Linked DNA regions of Homo sapiens: all the other regions are linked to region 1. A link is a loop called in an ENCODE intact Hi-C map of the cell type or tissue named here. Cell type or tissue: A673. All regions are shown on one strand. Links, peaks and the distances in the headings refer to the core of each region. The heading gives the core; the rest is flanking DNA.

The links. Hi-C counts contacts between places; a loop is a spot of excess contacts. Peaks named below come from ENCODE experiments on the same cell type or tissue, not always from the same donor. Only the 100,000 strongest peaks of a DNase experiment are listed, where the experiment ranks them.
Region 2: a loop joins it to region 1, with 12 times the contacts of the local background. A loop is called at or near these places in 28 of 110 quality-filtered maps.
Region 3: a loop joins it to region 1, with 3 times the contacts of the local background. A loop is called at or near these places in 11 of 110 quality-filtered maps.
Region 4: a loop joins it to region 1, with 4 times the contacts of the local background. A loop is called at or near these places in 3 of 110 quality-filtered maps.

What each region holds. Positions count from the first base shown.
Region 1 is chrX:78,553,626-78,557,625 of GRCh38, forward strand. It overlaps the pseudogene UBE2V1P7. Among named protein-coding and RNA genes, the nearest start is that of RTL3, 100 kb to the right of the region's middle. In A673, for the core only: a CTCF peak has its summit at 1,948 (motif pointing right); DNase peaks (open chromatin) are centred at 1,966 and 2,256; H3K27ac peaks cover 2,874 bases.
Region 2 is chrX:78,884,778-78,888,777 of GRCh38, forward strand. No RefSeq gene overlaps it. Among named protein-coding and RNA genes, the nearest start is that of MIR4328, 14 kb to the right of the region's middle. In A673, for the core only: a CTCF peak has its summit at 1,990 (motif pointing left); a DNase peak (open chromatin) is centred at 1,984.
Region 3 is chrX:78,706,197-78,710,196 of GRCh38, forward strand. All of the region lies in intron 2 of LOC107985670 (a long non-coding RNA gene), which reads left to right. Among named protein-coding and RNA genes, the nearest start is that of LPAR4, 40 kb to the right of the region's middle. In A673, for the core only: a CTCF peak has its summit at 2,225 (motif pointing left); a DNase peak (open chromatin) is centred at 2,195.
Region 4 is chrX:78,122,623-78,130,411 of GRCh38, forward strand. PGK1 (phosphoglycerate kinase 1) reads left to right here. Exons shown (of 11, transcript NM_000291.4): 7 at 213-327; 8 at 573-752; 9 at 2,252-2,429; 10 at 2,705-2,803; 11 at 3,168-6,673. The coding sequence ends at 3,208. TAF9B (TATA-box binding protein associated factor 9b) reads right to left here. Exons shown (of 7, transcript NM_015975.5): 7 at 7,126-7,789. Among named protein-coding and RNA genes, the nearest start is that of TAF9B, 13 kb to the right of the region's middle. In A673, for the core only: a CTCF peak has its summit at 1,866 (motif pointing right); no DNase peak of the experiment used is centred there.

The sequences.
Region 1 (4,000 bases), core at 1-4,000:
TTTATAGCAGCACAATTTGCAATTGCAAAAATATGGAGCTGGCCCAAATGCCCATCAATTAACAAGTGGATAAAGAAAATGTTGTGTGTACATATATATATATACACACACATATATATGTGTGTGAATATATATGTGTGTATATATATGGTGTGTATATATAGTGTATATATGGTGTGTATATATATATAGTATATTTATGGTGTATACATATGCATATTTGGTTGTGTGTGTGTATATATTTTATATATATATAAAATGACTGAGTGGTATTCCATGGTGTGTGTACCATGGAATACTATTCAGCCATAAAAAGGAGTAAAATAATGGCATTTGCAGCAACCTGGATGGAGTTGAAGATCATTATTCTAAATGAAGTAAATCAGGAATGGAAAATCAAACACCATATGTTCTCACTTATAAGTGGGAGCTAAGCTAGCTACGAGGACACAAAGGCATAATTATGATTTGATGGACCTTGCGGACTCATTGGGAAGGGTGGGAGGGGGGTGAGAGATAAAAGACTGCACATTGGGTATAGTGTATACTGCTCGGGTGATGAGTGCACCAAAATCTCGGATATCATTAGTAAAGAACTTATCCACGTAATCAAACACCACCTGTTCTCCAAGAACCTATTGAAATAAAAAAATAGAATAAAAAAAGATGACACTCTTACATTTTTCTTAAAGTAAATTTCATGGCAACAGTTTTTTGGGATGCCCAAGGCACTCTGCTTTTCAACTTTCAGGAGGACCAAAGAATGATAGCACTCGTGCCAAGGCTGTTGCATGACAACTCCAATGCTATATTAGTTCTGTTATTTTGCTGGCACTAATACAGCTCTTAGGTCCACCACTTAATTAGAACTATTAATTTCATTCATATGATTTTTTGTTAAAATATTACAAAGGGTTGGGTGTTTCTGTATATTTAGGTCTACATCCTGTTTTAAGGTTGCATATCGAATTTTCATAAATTGTTTGTAGAGACCCAACTATAACTTCTGTCCATCTTGTGTTATCTCTTCATCATTTTTAGACCCCCAGCTAACTGTGCCAACTCCTACTACTTTATGACCTTCTTTAATTTCTTCCAATAATCAGAAATTGTAAGGGACTTTTATTTTTCTGGAGTAAAATTGCCTGAATTCAAGTCCTCCTCTACCACTCACTTTTCTGTGTGACTTTAGGCAAGAGACTTGAAACTTTCTTTGGTCTCAGTTTCCCATCTTAAATGGGAGAAAATAATATCAACTTTATAGAGTTTCTGGCAAGGTAAAATATTGTAATAAACTCTTGGCACATGGTGAAACATAAAGACACTAGAAGAGTTGGTACTTACTAAGCCATTATATCCAGCCTTTAATTATTATGACTACACAGTGCAACAACTTCTAGGAGTATCCCCATTTTAGAAATGAGAAAACACAATGGATTCTAATGGAAAGAGTGAAGATTAAAGCACAAGCTTCTTATCTGTTATGTTCATAAATGTCTACTAGCATAGACTCCGTAGTTCTCTAAGGAATTTTTTTATAAACACAATTTACAATAAAGCAAATTCGTGTTTAGTGAGTCCTACAAGCTTGTCTCCCAAATTAAAACTTTTTTTTACTACTTCATGAAAATCATTCTTAAGTGCAACTGGATTTTTTTTTCTTCAAATGCATTGCAGTGAAAAACACGATGACTTGGAATTTGATTTATGATTTGGAATTACTGCCATGATTTATGCTAAGGTGCGTGAAGTTTTACCTACTATTGCTTTTGAGCCATCAATGCAGATGTCAACATAGTGGAAAAGACAAACGACATCTTCATATTATTATGAAAATAATTTTGACCTCATGAACCCCCTGAATATGTCTCAGGTACCCTCAGGGGTTCATTGACCACACTGAGAAACACTGACTGAGCAGCCACCTAAAATCATGCATTTTTACTATATTCCACAAGATGGTGATATTGTAATGTGCATCAGAAATTAAAAGTTGGGTCACAATTGAATAATTTAAAAAAATTGTTCACTTTCAGAAAATTATGTGGGTAAAATATTTCCTTCCTTCCTTCCTTCCTTCCTTCCTTCCTTCCTTCCTTCCTTCCTTCCTTTCTCTCTCTCTCTCTCTTTCTTTCTTTCTTTCTAGAAAATTTACTTGGTGAGCTCTTGAAACACCAAGTCCATCTTTTCTGAGTCCTAACTTTCATCATGGAAACTTGCTTTCTAAATACGGCTTTACCAATGGCTGCCTCCTACAGAAACCTAATGTTAATTTGGAGGATGACATTTTGCAATTGCGGAAACCAACAGGCTCTTGGAACCTTATCATTTAGTGCTTTTTAATTAAGAAAATTTTACCTTCTTCCAAATGACAATTTCACTTTTGTAGTTGCATATCACATGCTCTGGAATTCTATGAATCTTTATTGGAGAAAGGATCCCTCAGTTCTGTGGTTCTTACGCCTTTTATGTTTTGAGTGAAGGAATACAGATCCACTTGTGAATTTGATAAAAGCTGTGGATTCTCATCCCAGAAAAATGTACATGCATCTATGTGAAATTTTGCATACAATTTCACATGGCTCATTGTATTCTGAAGTTATTACTTGGATTAAGAACCTCTGCCTTAGTGGAAGAAACTATTGCCAAACCTCATATAGCCCCTTCAGCTTAGGTTAAAAAAAAAACAGTTGATATTAGAGGAAAGAGATATAAAGTCTTTATATAATCTTACTGCTTTGTCCTTATTACAGACTTTGTCTATACGCTGTAAAATAGTGTTTTCCTCACTTAAACATCCCATGCCTCTTGTTGATAAGAGTACAAATGTCATGCACCCATCAGAATTCTGATATAGATTTTTTGCCAAAAGGGACTTTTCTCTTCACCTCCCGAATTATGCTGTATGTTTTTCATATCCCCCACTAGTCAGGAAGATTTTGCCAGGCTTTATTTTTGTATTTATGTTGCAAAGCAGTGCTACCTTTTTCATTTTTTAGGTATAAAATTATAATATTTAAAATGATAGTTTTTTTTCAAATTATCTGCAAACTACACTACCTTCAGAGCTTTTGACATTTTTTGAAAAGTTCTACCTTCTGAAATTCCTACATTATTAGACTTTCATACATTTAATTTTTGTAGACATTTCTTTTGGACTATTTCCCTATGGCAAATAGTCTAGAAAAGGGAACCTGTAAAGTCACTGATTTAAGATATCTTCTGAAGAATTTTTTTTTTCATAAAAACAATTTTAGAGAGTCTGGAAATGTTTTATTTGCATTTTTTAAATGTATGTATTTTGGCTTAAATATGTAAATAAGAATATGTAATATATGTTTTTCTGCGTGTAGCTTATTTTATTTAACATAATATCTTCCAGTTCATCCATATTTGGCAAATGAAAGACTTTCATTCTTTTATATGACTAAATAATATTCCATTTTGTATCTGTACCACTTTTTTATTCATTTATTCATTGATGAAAACTTAGATGGATCATTAAACATCATGTGCTTATATTGACATGTACACCTAAATATGTATAATTATTATTAATCCATAATAATTATAGATATTTAAAAAACATGAAATGTGTCTATGATTAAATACAGTTAAAACTTATAATTTTCATAAAAATAAAATGTATATTTATGACTGAAACAAAAACTTCAAACACATATATTCATAAGTTTTATGAATCAAATTTAACACCACCTTAACTTGTGATCTTTTTAACTTTGTCATATAAATTAATTATAAATTTGAACTCATAAATTAGATTTATATTAATAAAATGACACTCTCTTTTTGTGTTCTTTTTTGGAAAAGGGTCAGTATATAATTTTGCCTGGTAATAGGATTCTTCTCAGATTATTGCCTTAAACTATTATTTACACCACTGTCACATATTCCTCTCCCCATATAATTGCCCCTTTCATGTTTTCCCATTCTTACTACCATGCTGTCTCACATTTCCCTTCATCTCTCTCATCATACT
Region 2 (4,000 bases), core at 1-4,000, 330 kb after region 1:
AACTTAAACCAATTTACAAGAAAAAAACAAACAGCCCCATCAAAAAGTGGGCAAAGGATATGAACAGACACTTCTCAAAAGAAGACATTTATGCAGCCAGGAAACATATGAAAAAAAGGTCATCATCACTGGTCATTGGAGAAATACAAATCAAAACCACAATGAGATACCATCTCACGCCAGTTAGAATGGCAATCTTTAAAAAGTCAGGAAATGACAGATGCTGGAGAGGGTGTGGAGAAATAGGAACGCTCGTACACTGTTGGTGGGAGTATAAATTAGTTCAACCATTGTGGGAGACACTGTGGTGATTCCTCAAGCATCTAGAACCAGAAATACCATTTGACCCAGCCATCCCATTACTGGGTATATACCCGAAGGATTATAAATCATTCTACTATAAAGACACATGCACACGTATGTTTATTGCAGCATTGTTCACAATAGCAAAGAGTTGGAACCAACCCAAATGCCCATCAATGATAGACCAGATAAAGAAAATGTGGCACATATACACATATACACCATGGAAAACTATGCAGCCATGAAAAAGGATGAGTTCATCTCCTTTGCAGGGACATGGATGAGGCTGGAAACCATCATTCTCAGGAAACTAACGCAGGAACAGAAAACCAAACACTGCATGTTCTCTCTCATAAGTGGGAGTTGAACAATGAGAACACATGGACAGGGGGAGGGGAATATGACACACCGGGGCCTGTCAGGGGGTGGGGGGCTATGGGACAGATAGCATTAGGAGAAATACCTAATGTAGATGACGGGTTGATGGGTACAGCAAACCACCATGGCATGTGTATACCTATGTAACAAACCTGCACGTTCTGCACATGTATCCCAGAACTTAAATTATACAACAAAAGGTAAATAAATGGCTTTTAAATAACTTTAAAAATTGCTTTCTCCAGGATCATAATTTCAGGATTTTGATGTTTTGGGATTTCAGCATTCAAGATTATGGCATTTGTGATTGTATCTTTTAGGATTATGATTGGATCCTTTATATAAAAATGATCAGCATAGAGGAGTTAGTGGAGCCCATGAATATAAATTAGGAATAGTGATGGTGATGATGGTGATGACGATGATGATGTTGATGATGATGATGATGATAGTAACAATAAAAACTAGTATTCTTTTAGTATCTACTATTATATATGCCAGACGCTATGTAATTTATTTCTCACTTCACCCTGATGAGATGAAATGATTTGTCCAGGGTAATAAAATTGGTTAATGGTGGAACTTATATTTTAATTTAGGACTTGTTGATTTTAGAAATTAAGAGAACACAGAGAATGGAATGCTAGAGAATGTTGCCATTTGAGAGACTGACACAGAAAAAAACTAAAGGATACAGAGAGAAAACAGGCAGAGAGTTAGGAACAAACTTTGACAAAATGTCTGATGGAAATTAAGGAAGTGCAGGACTTTAAGAAGGAACAGTAGATATTAGATAACTTTGGTAGTATAGAATAGTGGTTATTGGCACAGAATCTGAACCCTAGAGTCTAGTGTTGCAACACAACTTTGCTATTTATTAGCTGTGTGATCTCAACCAGGGTACTTGTCCTCTCTGTGCATCCCTTTCTAATCTAGAAAATAATGATAAGAATAGTTGATTACCTCACAAGGTACCTTGAGTTGACTACCTCACAAGAAAAGGAATTGGGTTAGCTGGAGAAGAAAGTGAAGAGCTGAGTGTGGGTGAGGGAAAACAGAGGGGCTGAGAGACTAAAGAGAATAAAATGGTTGAAGAACATGGATAAGGAACTGACTGGGTGCTGGCACTAACTAGCTTGTGACTTTGGACAGGTCACCTCCCTAATGAGGCCCCAGTTTTTTTGTTTTTTGTTTTTTTCATTTTAAAAATGAAGATGCTGTAAGATGTGATCTGTGTACAATCTTTGTCCGATTCTGGATTCTACTTTTCCTTCTTTCATTGCACTGCCACCTAGTGTGTATAAAGTATATAGAAGAGACGCTATAAGAAAGAAATGCAAAAGAATCGGTGTTACCCTCTATTGCCTCGTCTTCACCCATCTGATGTCAGAAGCAACAAATAATATCAGTGGACTTAGAAGACCAAAGTGATGGAAGAGTCGTGGATGAATGGAGCCTGGGACCTGAATCATTACTAAAAGATGAACTGCTTAGAAATGTCACTTAATAAAAAACATTCTGTTGGACTGTTGCATGAGTAAGAAATACACTTTTGTATTAAAATACTGAAAAAAAGGTGGGGGGAGGGCAGGCGCGGTGGCTCACACCTGTAATCCCAGCACTTTGGGAGGCCAAGGCGGGTGGATCACCTGAGGTCGGGAGTTCAAGACCAGCCTGACCAACCTGAAGAAACCCTGTTTCTACTAAAAATACAAAATTGGCCAGGCGTGGTGGTGCATGCCTGTAATCCTAGCTACTTGGGAGGCTGAGGCAGGAGAATCCCTTGAACCTGGGAGGCGGAGGTTGTAGTGAGCCGAGATCGTGCCATTGCACTCCAGCCTGGGCAACAAGAGTGAACTCTGACCCAGAAAAAAAAAAAAAAGAGTCATTTTAAGAAAATAAAAACCATGAGCAAGTATGTTTACGGAAGAGTGAGGATACACCTGGATGAATTATATCTGAGACTGTTGAATATTTGCTTGCCTTTTTCTCTCAGAAATATTTTTCTTTTCATGACTCACCTCTCCCATTTTTCCCAGATACCATTTCTACTTAGAGGCAGTCTCACTTAGTGTCTGGCTCTTAGAGAGAAATAATTTCAGATACTTTCAGAGTTTCAAAAAAAAATCAATAGCCTTTTTAAGTTCCAAATAAACGAATGTCTAATGGAGAAATTTAAGATGATACTAATATTGGTAGAGTATGTATATTTGACCGATAACGTCTCTTCAAATTATCTTCTTCCACAGTGGATGGTAGTTAGTCCAAATATACTGGCAAGGGGGAGCAAGTGTGAACCAGTTGGAAAAGGTGAAGCAAGCAAAGGAAATGAGAACAAGGCATCAAAAATGCATTTTTTAACAAATAGAAACATAATTTCATTGAATGAGCAAAATTTGGTGCAATAAGGAAGTTTATAAGACTTTGGGTCTTCTCATATTTATATCCAGTATTATAAGCACATACCTCAATTTACTGCACTTCGCTTAATTGTGCCTTGTAGATATTGCTTTTTTTTTTTTTTTTTCCAAATTGAAGGTTTGTGGCAGTCCTGTGACCAGCAAGTTTATCAGCACCATTTTTCCAACAGCAGGTGCTCACTTCATGTCTTTGTGTTACCTTTTGGTAATTGTTACATTTTCATTATTTTTATATAATTAAACTCTTTCATTTTTTTTTGTCTATTATGGTAATCTGTGATCAGTGATCTTTGAAGTTAATACTTTAATTGTTTGGGGACACCATGAACTGCACCCGCATAGCACACGTGAACTTAATTGATAAATGTTGTATGTGTTCTGACTGCTCCACTGACTGACCATTTCAACAGCTCTCCTCCCTCTCCTTGGGATGCAACAATACTGAAATTAGGCCAATTAATAATCCTACACAAACCTCTAAATGTTCAAGTGAAGGGAAATGTTGTATGTCTCTCTTTTTAAATAAAAAGCTATAAATAATTAAGCTTAGTAAAGAAAGCATATTGAAAACTGAGGCTAAAAGTCCTCTTGTGTCAGACAGCCTAATTGTGAGTGGAAAGGAAAACTTCTTAAGGAATGTTAAAATTGCTACTCCACTGAACACACAAATATCAGGGAAGTAAAACAACTTATTGCTGATATGAAGAAAGTTTTAGTGATCTGGATAGGTCAAACCAGCCATAACATTCCCTTAAGGCAAAGCCTAATTCAGAGGAAGATCCTAATTCTCTTCAATCCTGTGAAGACTGAGAGAGGTGAGAAAGCTGTAAAAGTTTGAAGCTAGCACAGGTTCATGAGGTTTAAAGAGCCATAATATAAAAGTACAAGGTGAAGCAGTA
Region 3 (4,000 bases), core at 1-4,000, 150 kb after region 1:
AAAGGACACTTTGCAGTTTTATTTCAGTTTTCATTTCTGCTTTTAATCATAAATTGGCCATGGTTGACTGGACAGCATTTTAAATGACCCAGAAAATGTTTCCAGTCTTTCTACAAAAAGGGCTCTCTTTTGGGTACTTTTTCCTATTGCAAATATGCTTAAAAAACAGATTTCTTGGCTTCTTCTGCAGTAAATATCCTTGTTCCATTAGACGAAGCTGTTCTTTTTCTCCTGCAAAACTAACCTACAAATATTTTGAAATATAGTAGTTAATCCTTGTAACATACTAGAATTGTTTAATTTTTTGAGCTGCACACTCAGCCTGACAAAAACTGTAACATACACATATCTATCTAAAAATGGCTGCTGTCTTTCTTTCTTTACTGTTACAAAAATTTCAGCTGGGGAGATTCTCCTACCTACCCTTAACCCTTGTCATATTCTGGTTCACGGTAAGGAAGGATTTTATTTTAATGAATATTTCAGAGAATGAGTCTCTCTAGTGTAAAAAAAATATGTCAGACTTTTGAAACAACATTTTCTTCCTGGTGTGCTGTACTTTGTGGAATGAAAGCCCATAAACCAAAGGCTCTGGAAAAAGATGCCAAGGTCACAAATATTTACCTGAAGGAAGTAACAGGATATAAGAGTCAAAAAAGTAAAATATAAAATAAAAGAAAAAACAGTGAAATGAAAGTTGCTGTGGATAGTTTTAGTGAGCTGAGTTCATTTAAAGGCAGAAGCAGAACTTTCCAGAGGTATGGCAAGAGCAAATGTTTTTTCTCCATCTCAAACCTAAAGGAGAATAAGTGTCTTACAATTGAGCTTCACTGAATATAGTTTGCACAATCATTTTTGCGACATAAGAGTGAGGTTAGAAAATAAGTACAAGTTAAAATTAGCAAAGAACTAGCTGAAGTCATATGCATATACAGACCCAATTTCTCATTCCAAGAAGCATTCAATTAAGTATTTGAAGGACTTTTTCAGTAAATATAATTTAGTCCCAAGGTAAGCCAAAGGCTATATTTTATTTTTCATTTTAAGCAGAACTAGATTATTTTGGTTTGGTTTAAACCTATGAAACTAGAAATAGTGCCACTTTCATGTAGGTTAACAGTCATATTTCTGTGCCTTTGGTTACAGATTCCCGAAAATGTCTAGCAGACCTATATATTCTATGATAACTGAATTATTCTTACAAATGTTAGTCTAAAAGCTTTTTCTGCTAACAAAACTGAGATATTGGTACCAAAATTCGTTCTTCATATTTCAAACAAAGATGGGAAAGAGTTGTAGTCAAAGCTATGTTAGCTCGCTTGTTTAACCAGTACTTTACACAGCTCTTGAACATTTGCTCTATGAACAACTGATGTTGGCTTTCAAGTCTCTCTCTCATTGGATTTTTGTTCCAGTTGGATACATAATAGTAAAGTTGCAATATTTAGGAAAAATACTGAGGCTTCAATGGGAATGGAATAGCCAAACAAACATTCAGAACTTTTATGCTTTGGGGCGTAAGAACAGAGAAAGGCTGTGTTAAGGCAAATGATACAGTATCAATTTCTGTGAAATTCCCATTTGATGAATAATGTGCAGTAGCACAGATAATCTATCAAGGAGCCCCAACAAGTTTACGTTTTCCAATAGTAAGGAGCAGGAGACCAATATAATGGACTCTAATTATGTTACACCTTCTGTGAGCATAAACTTTATTTCCATGAGAATGTAAGGTACGTCAATTAAATGTTTTGTTGCCTTCTATCGTAGCTGGTAATCTTAAAATCACTGGTAATATTTTCCCCACAAAAATATTTATCTTAAGTAAACCATTTAATAATGAATAAATTAAGGCAGGAGGTATACGACATTTTCCCCTAACTAAAGGGAAGCTAAAGAAGTTACTTCTACACTTTTCATTAGCTAGGGGCAATTACTATTGATGCAAACATGTCTGAATCCACAACTTTGTGGACTTAAGTAAAAGTTTCTCTTAAAACCCTGGTGACATTATCCAGAAGGCTAGAGGAGGCCTGTATGGATTGGGAATTGACAGGCCTTACGTCTTCTGTATTCTCTGGTGAATGAATACCCACCACCCACCAACTCCCACTTCCCTACTTGTAAAATGGGAACCTGCAAATGGTGAACAGCCATCTGGGCAAGGAGCTGTGCTTCCAAACTGATGAAGGAAGCAGCTGCCCTCTAGAGGAGGACTGAAAAAGGGATTAGCCAGATTTCTTTGCAGGGCAGGCCACACGTTGGGATGCTCAGAAAATCGATAGCTTCCAAATGTTCTTTGTGTTCCCTACAGTAATGGGTCTCTGAGGCAGAGCCAGACTTAGAGCCACATGTGAAAGGAGATTATTAAATACATACTTCTCCTCATTGTGCCTCAAGATTAGTTGAGAGAAATACATTAAAAATAATGGGAAAACTGGATCACCACAGTGAAATAACTCATGGTAGAAAGCAATCATTTGAACCTAATTAACAGTGCACTTACTGGAAAATCAACAGCTATCCAGCTAAAAGAGTTCAGAAATTTGGTCATAGAGGCAATAGTCACCTGAACTTGTATCTGAAACACCAAGGAATGGTCTTGTGATCAATCGAATTGTTTTTATTTTGGCCTTCATTTTCTTCTCTCTTACTTAATCTCTTAGGCTAGCAGCCACAACCTGTCTTCTCCCTTCCTCTCTATTCTGGGCCCCATTTCAAGGACACTTTCACAAGCATTTTCCATTCCTTTGATTTCTTCACCTTCTATCTCACAGCTTTGGCAATTCCTGCCCAGGCTTGATTCAGTTCAGTGGTCCACTTTGCCTGTTCTTGTTCCCAGGCTGCTGAAGACCCATCTGGGGAAAATTACATATTCATGTTCATTGGCTTCATGACAAATGCATGCTTTCCAATCTCAGCTCGGCCCTCAACTCTTATCCTTAATCCGTTTCTCATCCATAGTTGGCTTCTTCTACTTTTTCCCACAGCAGCTGTTCCAAACCTTCATTTTTCTTCTCAGGCCCACACTTCTGGCCTTCTCATTTTGAGCAGATAACCTACATTTCTGTTTATCTTTTAAAAATGCCATCAGGTGACAGTTCTCTCCTACTTCCCCATCCAATGTTCTTGTAGTCATTCATTCTTTTTCTTCTCCTCTCCTATATCATTGAACCTCGTTTTAATTCTTCTCACCTTTTCTCACAGCTTGCAAATGTGTTCCAGTATCAACTGTTTTACACAAACTCCAAATCCTTTATTCCTCTCCCAATGCTTCAAGCTATATCTGCTTCATTCATTTCATAACCAAACTTCTTGTAAACATAGTTAATATTTGGTGTCTCGAATTCTTCTTCTTGAATTTACTTCTCAACCCACATGTATTCAGATTTCTGCTAGGCTTGTCACAAAAGAGTTATAAAAATCAGTAGTACACTTGCATCTCTCCCCTAACATTTCCTGCTTTCCAGAGGCAATCACTTTCTTCTAGCTGTTAAATTAGTTAACATGAAACCACCTGCTTTCCAGCTTCTAAAATTATATGGTTGTCTCCTTTCTTTCTCGCTTTGCATCTGTGGGTTCATGACTTTTAAAAATCCATACTGCTGTATTAGAGGAATTTGAGGAAGGAACAAAAGTAGATACTAAGGTTCAATCAGTGATGTCTCAGCTTCCTTTCTCATTTCATTCTACCTGTTCTTCTTGTGTGATCACATTCACTCCCTTGGCTTCAACTGCATCCTTTATGAATATGACTCAATAATATATATCTCCCATTGTGAATTTTTTTCTGAACATCAGGCCATCTATCTATGGTACTAGAATTCTCCGGGTAGGTGTCCTATAGGCATGTCAATACAACCTATTCAAAACCAAACTCATCTTTTCCCCTCCAAATTTGTTCTCCCTCCTTCCTTTCTACTCCTAGCTAATGATATCACTCAGTCATTTAAGCTAGGATATGTAGAGTCATGCTCATTGACTTCCCAAACAAGGAACT
Region 4 (7,789 bases), core at 1-4,000, 430 kb before region 1:
ATACACTGATGTCTGGAGCCATACCTTAAAAGGATTTCTTAGAAATGGATTGAGTTTTTGGGTTGGAGAAACATAGGGCAAAGTTAGGCAGTACTTTTGTCACTTTGAGACTTTCTCTGTTCCTGTGCCTTGAAATAGAAACTCAGTTTCTATGTAATACCACTTCTCTAGTCCATTCTTCTTTAAGTGATGATTCTTGCTTTCTCTTGTAGAGCTAAAGTTGCAGACAAGATCCAGCTCATCAATAATATGCTGGACAAAGTCAATGAGATGATTATTGGTGGTGGAATGGCTTTTACCTTCCTTAAGGTGCTCAACAACATGGAGGTAGGAAACAAATGCCAAGTGGATGTGAAATAGCTCTCCATGATAATAGCAGGTTGTATAAATGTAAAAAGAAAACAGTCTTTTGACATGAGCCCTGAAAATTCCCATTTTTATTTATTTTGGCAAGTCTTTCGTCTTTGCATTGTTCCTTTATATTGTATTGTGTCTGGTTCCTGTCTGCTTTGTGAGGCAGTCTTGTTCTTAGTATAGATGCTGACCTCCATCATTTTGGCTCCCCTGTGTAGATTGGCACTTCTCTGTTTGATGAAGAGGGAGCCAAGATTGTCAAAGACCTAATGTCCAAAGCTGAGAAGAATGGTGTGAAGATTACCTTGCCTGTTGACTTTGTCACTGCTGACAAGTTTGATGAGAATGCCAAGACTGGCCAAGCCACTGTGGCTTCTGGCATACCTGCTGGCTGGATGGTGAGTCACTTGAGTGGGTTGGTAGTGTGAGTGAACAGAAACTCTGTGGTGTCATTTATTCATTGATTCAGCCAATCAACAAGCATTTTAAAACAATCTCTATAGGAGATCTGTCAGAGAGGGCTCTGCATGTTGCAGTGAGTCCCTCATGGAAGAATCCATGGGAGAAAAGCAGTGCTATTGGATTACTGGCCTTCAGTAATGCAGTAATGTGTTGCAAAACTTTGTTGTTGTTGTTTTTTTTTTTTTTTTTGAGACAGAGTCTCGCTGTGTCACCAGGCTGGAGTGCAGTGGCATGATCTCGGCTCACTGCAACCTCTGCCTCCCAGGTTCAAGTGATTCTCCTGCCTAACCCTCCCCAGTAGCTGGGACTACAGGTGTGCACCACCATGCCCAGCTAATTTTTGTATTTTTCATAGAGACGGGGTTTCACCATGTTGGTCAGGATGATCTCAATCTCTTGACCTCATGATCCACCTGCTGCGGCCTCCCAAAGTGCTGGGATTACAGGCGTGAGCCACTGTGCCCGGCCCATTTTTAGTTTTATCTGTTTTTTCTTCATCTGTTTAATGTGTATTAAGTACTTACTGCGTACTGGAGATAGTGTCATGTACTTTCATGGTTTGGGTTGTTTTGGATTATGTTGCTATCTAGAAAGCTATATAAGAAAACTTTCTCATATGAAAAAATTAAGTATACTGATTACAAGCAGGGAGAAATGTAAGTGTATATTAAAGACTAATATAGTTGATTTTAGGGTGCTCCAAATATCATTTTGATTGCTGTATAAAATTGTATCATGTTTTTACATGCTAGTTTGCTTATTTTTCTTTTCAGGCATTCACGTATTATTTAGTTCAGTGTTTCTCAAAGTATGTTCCTAAGACCAGCAGTATCAGTATCATTTTTGGAACTTGTTAAAAATGCAAGTTCTTGGGTCCCACCCCAGACCTACCGAATCAGGAACTGAGGGTGGGGCCAAACAGTCTGTTTGAATAAGCCCTCCTGGTGATTCTCATGCATGGCAAAGTTTGAGTACTACTGATCTAGTTTACTGTCATTCCCAACACTATTGACATCTGTTGTTTTGTGGGGGACTGTTGAATTGTAAGGTTGTTTAAAGCATCCTTGGCCACTAGATGCCAGTAGCACCCTCCCAAGTTGCAACAACAATATTTCTAGACATTGCCACATGCCTATCTATTATGAAGGGGCAGAACTGACCTGGTTGAGAACCATTGATCTAGTTTTCACTAACATAAATAGTGTGGCTAAGAATGTCTTTATTAAATAACTTTTGAGGTTTTCCGTTAGACTTGATCTTCCATACAGTAGAATTTTTGAGTATAAAGGGCATGAACAGGTTTATAAAGACTGAAGGGTACTATTTGTTTCTAGAAGAAACTTTGGTGTGCAGCCCTGAGTTCTGGTCTTGGTGGAGGTGGTGTTTAAGTAGCTTTTCTTGATAGCTCATCTTCTCTTTCACCTCTACCCCTCAGGGCTTGGACTGTGGTCCTGAAAGCAGCAAGAAGTATGCTGAGGCTGTCACTCGGGCTAAGCAGATTGTGTGGAATGGTCCTGTGGGGGTATTTGAATGGGAAGCTTTTGCCCGGGGAACCAAAGCTCTCATGGATGAGGTGGTGAAAGCCACTTCTAGGGGCTGCATCACCATCATAGGTAAGCGGTCCTATACAAAGCTAATACCCATATAAGCTGGCAGAATTCTGATCAGAGGAAGGTGGAATGGAGAACTTCTTCTATGTCTCTTTATTCTGGGTAAATGTTAAGAGGTAAACAGGTAGGTAATTTACAGAGGAGCCTCTTGGTAAGATAGAGTTGGGGGTTTATCAGCTACCTTTTGGGTTGGGGAGCACACTGCCTTACAGTTTTGGTGCCAATCCCTTTTTTTTCTTTTCTCTCTTTTCCCTTTTTACCTGGCTTTCATTCAACAGGTGGTGGAGACACTGCCACTTGCTGTGCCAAATGGAACACGGAGGATAAAGTCAGCCATGTGAGCACTGGGGGTGGTGCCAGTTTGGAGCTCCTGGAAGGTGAGGGTCTTCTGTTTTTTGGCTTGTTTGGGATAAGGGTGGACTGTGCAGTGAGAGGTGGGTAGAATGGAGTGGAGAAAGTTAGAAGGTAGTGTTGTCATTAGCAGTCATTACTACCTGGGCAGTACAGAGGAACTTCAGATAAAGCTCCTGGCATCCACTGAGGCGGGGAGGGACAGATAGAAACTTGGTCTGAGAGTTATGGTCTAGTAGACCTGGAATCCACAATGTAAAAGTTGGCCAGCTCCTGGCCATATATCCTAAAAAAGAGCTGGCATGTTATTGGGAAGATAAAGTGGGGGAAATCTGGCTTACTGGGCCCTATAGTAATGCTGTCTATGTATGTGTGCTCTCTCAAAAACAGGTAAAGTCCTTCCTGGGGTGGATGCTCTCAGCAATATTTAGTACTTTCCTGCCTTTTAGTTCCTGTGCACAGCCCCTAAGTCAACTTAGCATTTTCTGCATCTCCACTTGGCATTAGCTAAAACCTTCCATGTCAAGATTCAGCTAGTGGCCAAGAGATGCAGTGCCAGGAACCCTTAAACAGTTGCACAGCATCTCAGCTCATCTTCACTGCACCCTGGATTTGCATACATTCTTCAAGATCCCATTTGAATTTTTTAGTGACTAAACCATTGTGCATTCTAGAGTGCATATATTTATATTTTGCCTGTTAAAAAGAAAGTGAGCAGTGTTAGCTTAGTTCTCTTTTGATGTAGGTTATTATGATTAGCTTTGTCACTGTTTCACTACTCAGCATGGAAACAAGATGAAATTCCATTTGTAGGTAGTGAGACAAAATTGATGATCCATTAAGTAAACAATAAAAGTGTCCATTGAAACCGTGATTTTTTTTTTTTTCCTGTCATACTTTGTTAGGAAGGGTGAGAATAGAATCTTGAGGAACGGATCAGATGTCTATATTGCTGAATGCAAGAAGTGGGGCAGCAGCAGTGGAGAGATGGGACAATTAGATAAATGTCCATTCTTTATCAAGGGCCTACTTTATGGCAGACATTGTGCTAGTGCTTTTATTCTAACTTTTATTTTTATCAGTTACACATGATCATAATTTAAAAAGTCAAGGCTTATAACAAAAAAGCCCCAGCCCATTCCTCCCATTCAAGATTCCCACTCCCCAGAGGTGACCACTTTCAACTCTTGAGTTTTTCAGGTATATACCTCCATGTTTCTAAGTAATATGCTTATATTGTTCACTTCTTTTTTTTTTATTTTTTAAAGAAATCTATTTCATACCATGGAGGAAGGCTCTGTTCCACATATATTTCCACTTCTTCATTCTCTCGGTATAGTTTTGTCACAATTATAGATTAGATCAAAAGTCTACATAACTAATACAGCTGAGCTATGTAGTATGCTATGATTAAATTTACTTATGTAACTTTTATTGTCTTTGGCATTAACAGTGTTTCAAAAAATTTTCTGTGTATACCCATCAGTGATTCATTCCCAAATCTTCTAGAAGCATAAGTGTCTCAATATATTAAAACATATTGAATAATCCTTGTTAGAGTTATCCCTGCAGGAGTCCTTAGTGCTCCTTTATCCAATTTGTACTTGATGCCCTCTAGGCAGGGTGTACAGCTAGCTGTTGCTCTGGTATTTCCTATAACCTTCTTGGGGATTTCTTTTACCTCCTGTGTTAGACTCCTGTTTTCTGGATTCCCCCTTTTCCCTCTTTCTTGGTCTACTTTTTGTAGAACACAAGACTCTACTAGCTTCCTGAGAAAGGGTGCCTGGGAGGCAAAATCTCTAAGACTTTGTAAGTCTGAAAATGTCTTTATTCGACCCTTATACTTGATTCCTAGTTTGGCTATATATAGAATTTTAGCCTGAGTATCACTTTTTGAGACTCGAAGCCACTGTTTCATTGTCACTATTGAGAATCTAAATGGCCATTCGGATTCTTTCATCATCTTTATAATTTTACCTTCCTATTTCTTTCCTGTCCTTTTAATGGAGTTTTGGGAGAGAGCAGAGGTAAACATGATTTGAAAAAGCCATGTCTGACCAGAAATTCTGTGCTGGAAAGATATGTATTTCACCTTTAGGGACAAAGAAATAAACTTTTGGACAGGACCACAGAGCTAGTAAGTAACAGCAGGGATTCAAGTCCAGGTTTGTCTGGTTCCAGTGGCTGATGCTTTTCCAATGTGCCTCCGTCCCTGACATGATGCTTCTAGGCTATAGATGCTTCTAGACTCTATCCCTGACATGATGCTTCTAGACTATTTTGTTTAACCCTGGATAGAATAGCAAAAGAAAATTTTGGTGGTTGCTCTAAACAAAACAGAAATTTGAAAGCTCAAGTTTTTTCTTCATTTGTATTTTAGTTAATACTGTACCCATATTTGTAGTTAATTTTAAATTGTACCATGTTTCTGCATACCTCTATGGGTACTCAGGAATTCTAGTCCAATTTTTGTGACTTTTTCCTACTGATTACCTTTCCTCCAACGTTTTAAAAATTATTTCAAATGGAACTGAAAGAAGCATAAACTCCCATAAACCCAGCACCTAGACTCTACAATTGCCAACATTATCTATCCAACAATCTCTGACTGTACCTTTTAAGTACTTTCTACTGGACTGTTTCCAGGATCACCCCTCATTTATTTGGGTTGTTAACCTAAAGAATGAATGGGGGAATCTCCAGTCATAAACAACTTGTCAATTAGGCAAATATTTGAGTTCCTTCTATGTGCTTAAAGACGTGATAGAGGGAATATAAGAGCATTTATGTTCTGAAGGAATTTTTAACCTAACCAAAGAAGATAGTAGATAACTTGTGTGCATATAAGCTAGAACAGTATAAGGGGCCGGGCATGGTGGCTTACGCCTGTAATCCCAGGACTTTGGGAGGCCAAGGCGGGCAGATCACCTGTCAGGAGTTTGGGACCAGCCTGGCCAACATGGTGAAACCCCGTTTCTACCAAAAATACAAAAATTAGCCGGGCGTGGTGGCGTGTGCCACTGTAGTCCCAGCTATTCAGAAGGCTGAGGCAGGAGAATCACTTGAACCCGGGAGGTGGAGGTTGCAGTGAGCTGAGATCACGCTACTGCATTCCTGCTTGGGCGACAGAGTGAGACTCTGCCTCAAAACAAAAACCCCACAAAACAGTATAAGGATGTGCTTTCTAATTTGGAATTATGAATTATTGGTAAAATATTGCAAAGGTGTATGCTTTAAGTTGTAAATTCACCTTTAACCCTAGACTATATATGTGTGTTTATATGCAGAAAAAAATAATTCCCATGTCGTAAGTGAACAATTTGGTTCTTTAGCTCAGTGTTTTCCTGTTTTCTTCATTTCCAAAATTTCCCTCTAGCACAGGGGTTTACACATGATCAAAAAGGAGTATACAATGAAGACACCTTCCTCAGTCCCCTACCTACCAGTTTCCCTCCCCAGAAGCAACCTCTGGAAGACCAGTTTCTTTCAATCTAAGGCTATTTAATATACATTAAGAGGCCGGGCGCAGTGGCTCACGCCTGTAATCCCAACAACACTTTGGGAGGCCCAGGCAGGCGGGTCATGAGGTCAGGAGATTGAGACCATCCTGGCTAACACGGTGAAACCCTGTCTCTACTAAAAATACAAAAAATTAGCTGGGCGTGATGGTGGGCGCCTGTAGTCCCAGCTACTCGGGAGGCTGAGGCAGGAGAATGGCGTGAACCTGGGAAGCGGAGCTCGCAGTGAGCCGAGATCACGCCACTGCACTCCAGCCTGGGCAACAGTGAGACTCTGCATAAAGAGCATACCCATGTGTGTACCTATCTATCTATCTATCTATCTATCTATCTATCTATCTATCTGTATATAGATATATTAAAATGTAAATGGTGGCATACCTGCTGTTCTGTAGTTGATTAGTGTTTTCTTTCCTGCCTCTTGAATATTCCCTGTCACCTTGGATCCCTTAGAACATAGTGTGCATCACATCTTCCATTCTCACCCCGCCCCATGCTGGCTATATTCCTATATTCGTACTCAGATCATAGACACTTGTTTGCTACCCATAAAAGGAAGAACTGGAGGTAACAGTGTCCTCATCCCATTTACCATCAGCACATATTATTTTTTAAAAATTCCACCTAGAAGCTGAAGGACAACAGATTTAAACCCATATTCTTCTACTCATTTTCAATTTGCTTCACTATGATGGTGTCACATGCTGATTCCAGATAAAAGCAAGTGATTTTCTGATATATAACCATTAAACAAATCTTACTGGTCTTTGGCCATCAGAATTACTGGGCTTTGTTCATCTCCCTTGAATCCTAAAAAATGAAAACACTGATAAGCTCAAATTTTTATTAACCTTGGAACAAATGCAATAATTCCTTACAGTCATATAGCATTTTACAATTCTGAAAGAATTTTCACATATACCAATTGAACCCTCACAACAGCCCTGTGAGGTAGGCAGGGTAGGTGTTACTTTCCTACTGCTAGTGAGGAGAACAAGGCTAAGAGGTGAAGTAAGGTCACACAGTTGGTAAATGATGGAGCTAGGACTAGAACCTAGGCCTTCTGACTTGCTGCCTCCCTGAGAACATTCAAGTAATAATATCCTATGCTATATAATGAATATTTATCTCCTATGATGTTGATCAGGTCTATTTTTATACATTTTACCTGTTTTTATATTACCTTTCCCTAATACTGAAAAACACTAAAACTGATACGAGACATTTGAGACATTTCTTCTCTGTTACTGGACTTTCTTAGATATATCAAACACTATCCTAAGATGAAACTTCTGTTTTGAGGATCCTTGGCTATAAATTCTCAATTATGATACGAACATTTATTTTACAAATTCTACAAAAGTATGTTGAACTTAAGAAAAACAAAACAGGTGTGTTTATATTCTCAAAAGCTTTGCCATCTTTCCCAATATGACTTTAATATGTGTATAAATGGAAAACAGGGAAAGGTGTTCAGCAACATTACAGTATTAT